Regions from separate parts of the Homo sapiens genome. Here region 2 is linked to region 1. A link is a contact called in ENCODE Hi-C or POLR2A ChIA-PET data. All regions are on one chromosome and are shown on one strand. Each heading gives the region's core, a stretch centred on a gene start or an enhancer-like site at or near the end of the contact. The rest is flanking DNA. Distances are from core to core; before and after follow the strand shown. Region 1 holds the start of FDPS (farnesyl diphosphate synthase). Region 2 holds the start of SLC50A1 (solute carrier family 50 member 1).

Region 1 (4,289 bases), core at 1,036-3,535:
GACCAGGCTGGTCTCGAACTCCTGACCTCATGATCCCCCCCACCTCAGCCTCCCAAAGTCCTGGGATTACAGGCGTGAGCCACCATGCCGGGCCAAGACTCTTTTAATCCCCATTCCAGTATAGGCAAAGCCCCCCTTTCCCTTCATTCCCCTGAGATATATGAGATAGACAGCATTTATAAAAAGAATTTTAATAGATACTCCAGAATCAACAGGAAAAAAATTGGCAAGTATCACAGCAATAGTTCATGTTCTAGAATAGGGGTTTCTAATGATACAATAACTTCACTCAGGCCCCAGGGAGATAGGACAATATCAGACTGCCTTCTTCCCCGGTCTCTGCCAACCTAACAGCTTCTGATTTCAGGACACAAAATCTAAGACTTGCCAGGTTCAAGGCCTCCACCCCCAAAGCAAAGCAGTTTGGATGACCCACCTTCCATCAGAGCCAAAAGTCCGGTTGATGGACTGAGTAAGTATACTTGCCCAGGCCCCAACCTCTCCAGAGCAGACTCGAGTCCCTCAGGTAAAAGCTTTCTCGGCCAGGCGCGGTGGCTCACACCTGTAATCCCAGCACTTTGGGAGGCCGAGGTGGGTGGATCACCTGAGGTCAGGAGTTCGAGACCAGCCTGGTCAACACAGTGAAACCCCGTCTCTATTAAAAATACAAAAGTTTGCTGGATGTGGTGGCACGCACCTGTAATCCCAGCTACTCAGAAGGCTGAGGCAGGAGAATCACTTGAACCCAGGAGGTGGAGGTTGCAGCAAGCCGAGATCACACCATCGCACTCCAGCCCAGGTGACAGAGCAAGGCTCTGTCTCAAAAAAAAAAAAAAAGCTTTCTCTCACATCTGTCAAAAGTCCCCCATAAGCCACAGGTGAATGCCACACAGGTACAGAGCAACTGAACCAAAGCCTTACTCCCCCAAGTCATGAATCCCTCACCTCCTTGAGCCGGGCAATAGCATCTCCTATCTCTGGGTGCCCCATCTCATCCTCAGTCAGCACCCTAACGATCTGGGAGAAGTGCTGAACGAAATCCTGCTTTTCTTGGGCATAAACATCTGAATTCTGGTCTCCGTTCATTCTGAGGGAGGAGCAAAGGGCTCTAAGTAGAAGAAAAACAAGTCAGAAACCTGATCAGCTGCTCCCCTCCCCAAGGCCCCTCACCCCAACCACACTCACCGAGGTTCCTCTGTCCACGCTTGGCACCAGCAGCGGGCACTGTGCCAGGCCAGGACTGGGTACCCGTGCACCAGGGAGGGCCGCCGTAGGGAACCCAGCCACCTCTCCCGGGGTGCCCAGTAGGGGGCTGGCAGCAGGAAGACCCCCACAGATCTCAACCAGCGGGACAGGGGCATCCTGGGAGTGGCATAGGGAGGGGGCACTAAGCACTCCCTGCAGGGGCAAGCACCAAAGGCAGAGGCATGGTGGCAGCTCCCCAGATAACTCCCACCCCAGCCTTAGCCCAGAGTGCCCCTCCCTCTTGTGGAATGTGCTTGGGGACAATTACAGGAAGGATACGCAGGGAACAAAAAAGTATGGCTGGGTGACTGAGACCCAACTAATCACCACTTACAATAAACAGGCTAGAACTCAGTGCCTTCAAGATGGCGTGCACAAGGCTGGGTAAGGAGGCGGTACAGAGTAAAGTACCCCAGGATTAGGGGCTGAAAGGACCCTTAAGTCATCCTATTTTACACAAGCCAAACTGAGGCTCTAGGAGGTAGGAAGATAGTAGAGGCAGAGCCAAATCTAGAACCCAGGTCTCCCCTGGGCAGTGGAGAGGGGTGCCCAGGGTCTGAGTTACGCCCCAAGGAGGAAAGAAGCATTGGAGCGAGAACCCATGGGTGCTGCATCCATATGGTCCGGGGTGCTTGAACCGCGCGTCCCAAGCCCCACAGGAATCGCTAGGACTGAGCAGATAGGCTCGGAGCAACTCTGGACGGGAGAGAAGGGCTCGCAGCAAAGGAGTAAACCGGGGTCCGGGCATATTGGGGATTCCAGGAAAGCACAAGGGCAGAGTTGGGAAGTCTCCACACCCCTAGAAGGCCAGCCAGTCTAGCCCACCGACCTTCAAAACGGACACAACAGGCTGGCCTTCCGATGCCTCACAGTATCGTTACAGAAGTAAGGCCCGGTCTCGGCCCCCTTCCTCCAAGGCCCAGCACACATCCTCTCTCACCTGTTCCCAGATACGGATTCCTGCTCGGTCCCGCTTGTTGGCGGGTACTCCTAAAAGCAGAATCCGCTCCGCGATCGGCTCTGTGGGTCGAGTAGTTCCCGCTCTCCCCACACTAAGGGCGGAAATATATAATTAGACTACAACTCCCAATGTGCCCGCGGGAGGGACAGATAACGCGATCCTGCGTGTCCTGGCTGGGCGAAGATGAGCCGCGCTGATTGGCTGCTGGCCGTCGTGTGAGCATGGCGCACTGTGGCACTGTGACGGACGACCAATGGAAGGGCTGAAGTCTAGAGGTCGCGGCTGGAGGCGTCAGTGCCGGAAGCGAGCCAGGCTGGGAACGTCCCCGCTGTGGCTTTGGCTGCCTGTCTTACTCAAGTTTTCATTATCTTCCTGGGCAGCTGATTGGCACGTTAGTAAAACGCAGCAGGACTAGCTTTCTCACTTATTAGTTCTCTAACTTTAGGCAAATCATTTAACGTCTCTGATCCTCAGTGAACTTGCTTGAAACTAGCTTTCCTCATCTGTTGAATGAGGGTGGTAATACCATGAGGTAATGTGTGCAAAGTGCTTTAAGGGCTTAAGAAAGATGAGTCTTGGGCCGGGCACGGTGGCTCACGCCTGTAATCCCAGCACTTTGGGAGGCCGAGGCGGGTGGATCATGAGGTCAGGAGTTCGAGACCAGCCTGACCAATGTGGTGAAACCCCGTCTCTACTAAAAATACAAAAAAAAAAAATTAGTCGGGCGTGGTGGCGCGCGCCTGTAATCCCAGCCACTCAGGAGGGCTGAGGCGGGAGAATCGCTTGAACTCGTAAGGCAGAGGTTGCAGTGAGCTGAGATCCAGCGAACCACTGCACTCTAGCTGGGGAGACAGAGCAAGACTCCGTCTCAAAAAAAAAAAAAAAAAAAGATGAGTCTCACACTTGTAATTCCAGCACTTTGGGCGGATCACCTGCGGTCAGGAATCTGAGACCAGCCTGGTCAACATGGCAAAACCCCTTCTCTACTAAAAATACAAAAATTACCCAGGTGTGCTGGTCCGCGCCTTAATTCCAGCTACGTGGGAGGCTGCAACCTCGCTTCCCGGGTTCAAGTGATTCTCCTGGATTACAGGTGCCTGCCAGCATGCCCAGCTAATTTTTGTGTTTTTAGTAGAGAGGGGGTTTCTCCAGATTGGCCAGCCTGGTCTCGAACTCCTGACCTCAAGTGATCCAGCCACCTCGACCTCTGAAAGTGCTGGGATTACAAGTACGAGCCACTTGGCCCAGGCAGTTATTTATTGATTATAAGCTAAACAAGGGTTGGATTATTCATGCCTCTGCTTTGTAGACCATATACAGTTAACTCCCTGATGTCGACACAGCATGTGGTAGGAGTATAGCGTTGAAGACCACCAGAGGTCACTCTTGTTGCCATCTTGGTTTTGGTAGGTTTTGGCCAGTTTCTTTACTGCAATCTGTTTTATCAGCAAGGTCTTTATGACCTGTATCTTGAGCCAATCTCCTATCTCATCCTGTGACTTAGAATGCCTAAACCAACTGGAAATGCAGTCCAGTAGGTCTCAGCCTTATTCTACCCAGTCCCTATTCAAGATGGAGTTGCTCTGGTTCACGCACCTCTGACAATTATGCTAAGTGAAATAAGCCAGACTCAAAAGGACAGATACTGTATGATTCCGTGTATATAAGGTACTGTCACCGGTGGAGGGTGTCCAGGTTCTTGGCATCTTGAACAAAGAATTGGACAAAACACGGCTGGGTGCAGTGGCTCACGCCTGTAATCCCAGAGCTTTGGGAGGCCAAGGTGGGCGGATCACGAGGTCAGGAGTTCAAGACCAGCCTGGCCAACATAGTGAAACCCCATCTCTACTAAAAAATCCAAAATTAGCCCAGCATGGTGGCGCACACCTGTAGTGCCAGCTACTCGAGAAGCTGAGGCAGGAGAATCGCTTGAACCCGGGAGGCAGAGGTTGTGGTGAACCGAGATCGCTCCGGGAGGAATGAAACAGGAGGAATGAACAACTCCAGATGCGCGGCCTTAACAGCTGTAACACTCACCGCGAAGGTCTGCAGCTTCACTCATGAGCCAGCAAGACCACGAACC
Region 2 (4,740 bases), core at 1,990-4,489, 170 kb after region 1:
CTGTGATTACAGACATAAGCCACCTTACCCGGCCAGAAGTACTTTCTTGAAGCCTAAGTTCCATTCTTCATAACATCCAAGTTTTGTTATTTTTAAGGCCTTCCTGGGTCTTTCCAACCTTTTGGTTCTTTGAGATACCTTTTCTGAGCCTACCCTACCAACCTGAGAATAACTGTGGATCTATCCTTCACCAAACCAGGCAGGTTTAGAATTATGAGTAGAGAATGAACCATCGTGGGCAGGGGTGGGGAACACTTTATTTTAAGGCATATTCATATCAGCATATAAGGCATATTCATATCACAATGGCACGATCTCAGCTCACTGCAACCTCCACCTCCTGGGTTCAAGCAATTCTCCTGCCTCAGCCTCCCAAGTATCTGGGATTACAGGCATGTGCCATCATGCCTGGCTAATTTTGTATTTTTAGTAGAGATGGGGTTTCACCATGTTAGTCAGGTTGGTCTTGAACTCCTGACCTCAGGCGATCCGCCCACCTTGGCCTCCCAAAGTGCTGGGATTACAGGCGTGAGCCACCGCGCCCGGCCTTTTAAGGCATATTCTAAAGATTGCACCCCAACCTCCAAAATTAAAAAAAAAAATCTCTAAAAAATAAAAAGTGATTTCATCTCCTAGGCCCCAATCAATCATCTAAGTAAAGCTTTTTCTTTGGTCCTTTTATCCTCAAAGTCATCTCTTGTTCCCACAACCCACTGCACCTGGGAAGCTGGACAGCAGGCCCAGCTGAAACAAGGAGGTCTCTTTGGTTCAGGTTGGCACTAAGGTGCCCAGTGGTCAGATGAGCAGCCTCAGGTTTGCAGGAGCCAGTAGTTCCTGTCTTGCTCCTGGGGGTACTTCCAGAAAAGCCAGAAGCGGATAAAGCTGGTGACGATTCCTGGAAAGTTGGACACCTGAAATCACAAGAACTGCTATGAGGAGAGGAGCCAGTTTTCCATCTTGCACCCCTGTCACCCCATCCCAGTTGTGCTTACCATGATATAGGGATCTCTGAGTCGAAACCCATAGAGGCACCAGGAGGCAGAGGTGAGAAGGGTAGCAATGGTGAGTGGGTAGGAGAGACATTGGGTTGATTTAGTTTGAATCACCTTAGCCTGTGGGAAAGAATGGAAGACTCTCTTGGCCCAAGCACATCGTAAAGCTTCACTTGCCTAAGAATTTCCTCAAGAAAAAGGTCAGACACCCTCCCTGATCTGTCACCCAACCTTTCCTGCCTCCCACTCGCCCACTTCTACTGCCTTGTCTTCTTCCAGGGTTTGGATCTCCCCTTCCTCGGGACTGTAAGCCATAGTATTTGGCTATGAGAGCCTGACTCTTATCTCTCCTACCTCCTTGGACACCCCCACTCACCAAGTCAGCCAGTGGTGAGAGGTACATGCTGATGGTGAAGACACTGCAGAAGAGGCCCAACTGCTGAAGCCGGGCCTCAGGGTTGGGTACCAGGAGCCAAAAGTAGCCATAACCCAGGAGAAGGACCCCTAGCAGGGTTGCAGTCTGTAGGAGCACAACACGCTGCAGGGGAGAGAGTACCCTTACTTCCAGATGTGCACTCTGACTTCCCTGCTAGAGTTAATTCATCCTGCCTTCTCCAGTGCTCCAATGGGGAAGCCAAGCTGTCTAGGCCTCCAGCACTGCACTGTCACAGCTTCTTTCCCACCACCAACTTGATAGGAAAGTCTTATCCACCCACAACACTGGAGACTTCTGGGGGAGATAAATATGTGTTTTTTTCTGTGTGCTTGGCACACACAGTAGGAGCTTCATAAATGCTTGTGTGATTTAGCAGGGACGCAGAGCTAATCATCTCATTCTCACCCACAGGCCCTGGCTCTGAAAGAAATATCAGAGACAAAAGCCCTTTCCCCTTAGCTTGTTGGCTGAAGCCCAGGGCAGGCAGCATAGGCATCTCAGGCTAGGCAGAGCTACCAGCCTTGCCTAAATGGGGGCAATGTGTTCATCTCAGAAGGCTGGCTTCATAGAGGAAGGGGACCTGCAAGGCTGGAGAGGCCTTCCTGGAAAAGGTGGCAGTGCCAGCTGTTACAGTCTTCTAGGAAATAGTGTTTGCCCTGCCAGCAAGGCAGGGCGTGCAGCAGATAGGTGGGTCCAAGGGAGGGCCTCTACCTTCCGAGGGCAGTAATGCAGATATGCCAAGATATACAGGGTCTGAAGCGCAGCACCCACTGTGTTGACGACGATGAGGATCCCGTCTCCCTTCAAAGCCCCATAACTCAGCCAGCCCAGGTTGCTGCAGGGTGGAGGGGATGGACATGGCTCAAAGGGTTCAGTGTGAGAGGAGGACCCAAAGGGTCTTTCACTCTTTTTTTTTTTTTGAGACGTAGTCTCGCTCTGTCGCCCAGGCTGGAGTGCGGTGGCACGATCTCGGCTCACTGCAAGCTCCGCCTCCTGGGTTCACGCCATTCTCCTGCCTCAGCCTCCCGAGTAGCTGGGACTACAGGCGCCCGGCACCACGCCCGGCTAATTTTTTGTATTTTTAGTAGAGACGGGGTTTCACCGTGTTAGCCAGGATGGTCTGGATCTCCTGACCTCGTGATCCGCCCGTCTCGGCCTCCCAAAGTGCAGGGATTACAGGCGTGAGCCACCGCGCCCGGCCAAACCTCTTTCACTCTTGCTCCTCCTGCCCCGCCCCCACCTCCCTCTGGTAGCCTTTCCCACTACCGCAGCCGTCGGCCCCTCACTTGACTTCCGTGGTGAGAAAGGGCAGGAACTGGACGTTGTCCACACTCCGGGTCATTCGCATGTGCCTGAGGTCCGAGCTGTAATGGGGCCCCGAAGGGAGGGGTGGGGGTGGGAAGGGAGAAGCAGAGTGCTAGAGGGGGATGCCCAATGCCTGTCATCCTTTCCGGACCACCGCAGACCCCGCCCCCTCTCCCCCCCGCCAGCTATCCTGCCTTCTCCTTCAGGCCTAGTGACCAGCCTCGCCCTTGTACCCCGGTCCCCTCGACCCGATCCCACTTTGATCCCGGTTCCGGACGAGCCAGGTGCTGTGGCCACGTCTCTGTCCCCTCTCTCTCCTTTCCTGACTGCCTAGTCCTCCCCAACCCAGCCCGGCCGCACTCTCACAGGCCGGCGGAGAACATGCCAAGGGTGAAGACCACGCATGCTCCGTAAATGAGCGAGTCCAGAAAGCCGCCCGCCTCCATTACGACTAGAGTCGGATCCCGCGCCCAGCGCCCGCCGCGAGCCTGCGGTTGCCGGGACCTACTGCAGCCCAGACCTGCGGCTCTGGAGCCCCGCCCCGCGCACTCGGCTCCGCCCCCGCACGCTCGGGCCGTCCCTCCGGAAACTGCGCCGAAGCCCCACCCTCCCTCCGACGCCGAACCGGAACTCGCGCCCCTCTCCTCCGAGCGCCTTCCCAGTACCCTGGTCCAGACCTCTTCCATGTCCCGGTCAGTCCCCTTCCTAGGGCTCCGCGGGTGTGTCCCCGATACCTGCCGCTGCTCACACTCTGCCTACCCCTTGGATCATCTAGACGCCCCCAGTCTCAACGCTCGTGTTCCCACAGGCCTGTGCGCCTTCGGCGGTGGACCTCCAAACAAAAGCTTGCTAGTTTAACAAGACTTCAGCACGCTTTCCATCCAGAGCTCCACATCAGAACCTCAGTTGCCCAGGGTTTGGGAAGTTTTTTTCTGGAGTGTGCTGCCGAAGCTTTTTCTCAAAATAACACATTACCAGGAATCACCAAGCCTTCCTCTTTTGCCCTCCCTCTCGGGTCAACTTTACATGACGTGGCCAATCCACTGACGCCTCTATCACTGACCCCCGGTCCAACCCACTTGTTACTGGGAACTTTCCCTCCCAGCCTCCCACACGTCTCTGCTAGTGTGGCTGTGGGGCGGGGCCGCATGCCTCAGCTGGCGTTCCCAGCTTCCCTGACTCACCGAAACAGCGTGAGTACCTGAATGGTAGTATGCCAAAGCCCTGCGGTGACGGAGTGGGAGTGGGGTAGAGGTCGGATAGGAAGAACTTCCAGAGTGGAGTGCAGCTCAGAACCCGAGAGACAGCTGTCAGGAGCACTCCGGTCCTGGACAGCCCTCAGAGGAGGAAACATCCCACCCTTTTGGCCTCGTGAGGGGCACACATTCTTTGGAGAGAAAGAAATTCAAACCCAGTTGCTACTGTTGTAGCACAGAGAGCCTCGCACTTAGCAGGGACTCAATGGTCATATGTTTTAATATGGAGTGGCAGAAAAGCATGTCCGAAAAAACACATTGCTTTATTTTGAGACAAAGAACATTGTATAAAAAAACTCCAGTTGTAGAAATCAGGACAGACACACAGCAACTTATATACAGATACTATACACGTGGGCCCTGCCCTTTAGGCTACACTCTAGGCAGAATGTACACATGGGCACTGCCCTTACAGCTACACTCTAAGAACAGGTTGGCACAGCCCCCCTGCTGGCACAGCTCTGGGGAGTGCTGCCCCAGGATGGGAGAGAATGCAGTACCTGGCTACAAACTTCTCTGTGGCAGCTCCACAGATGAGGTCTTGCTGGGAGATGCTGGGTCAGCCCAAGCATGCTGCCTCTCCTGTACCTGGCTTCCAAGCAAGAAACTGTTTCTTGCTTTTCCTTCAGTCAGTTCATCTGGGCATCCTGGCTCTCTCCTGGAGGGGGCATCTTTGACAAGCTTTGCCCATCCACGTGGCCCCTTCCAGCTCAGCTCCCACTGTGCCTTAAGGGACCATGCCTGCACAGCT

The links. A loop is a pair of places that touch in the nucleus more often than their neighbours do. ChIA-PET counts read pairs that join two places held with the same protein, here RNA polymerase II (POLR2A). Pooled maps may share reads with other maps.
Region 2: a pooled map shows a loop between it and region 1 (5-fold over the local background). The contact joins the promoter of SLC50A1 here to the promoter of FDPS in region 1. A Hi-C loop is called at or near these places in 1 of 37 single-sample maps with no recorded cell type and 7 of 50 pooled maps. POLR2A ChIA-PET finds 5 or more read pairs at or near these places in 1 of 52 experiments (naive thymus-derived CD4-positive, alpha-beta T cell).

Annotation. Positions count from the first base shown.
Region 1 is chr1:155,306,862-155,311,150 of GRCh38, reverse strand. It overlaps FDPS (farnesyl diphosphate synthase), which reads right to left and starts at 2,285. Exons shown (of 11, transcript NM_002004.4): 1 at 2,186-2,285; 2 at 1,186-1,362; 3 at 946-1,108. The coding sequence starts at 1,361. It also overlaps a transcript of PKLR not described here. RefSeq lists enhancers at 1,926-2,095, 2,426-2,555, 3,458-3,527.
Region 2 is chr1:155,134,351-155,139,090 of GRCh38, reverse strand. SLC50A1 (solute carrier family 50 member 1) reads right to left here and starts at 3,239. Exons shown (of 6, transcript NM_018845.4): 1 at 3,100-3,239; 2 at 2,715-2,792; 3 at 2,140-2,263; 4 at 1,369-1,530; 5 at 993-1,112; 6 at 238-911. The coding sequence starts at 3,179. The coding sequence ends at 810. It overlaps EFNA1 (ephrin A1), which reads right to left. Exons shown (of 5, transcript NM_004428.3): 5 at 4,192-4,740. RefSeq lists a silencer at 3,199-3,438 and an enhancer at 3,709-3,798.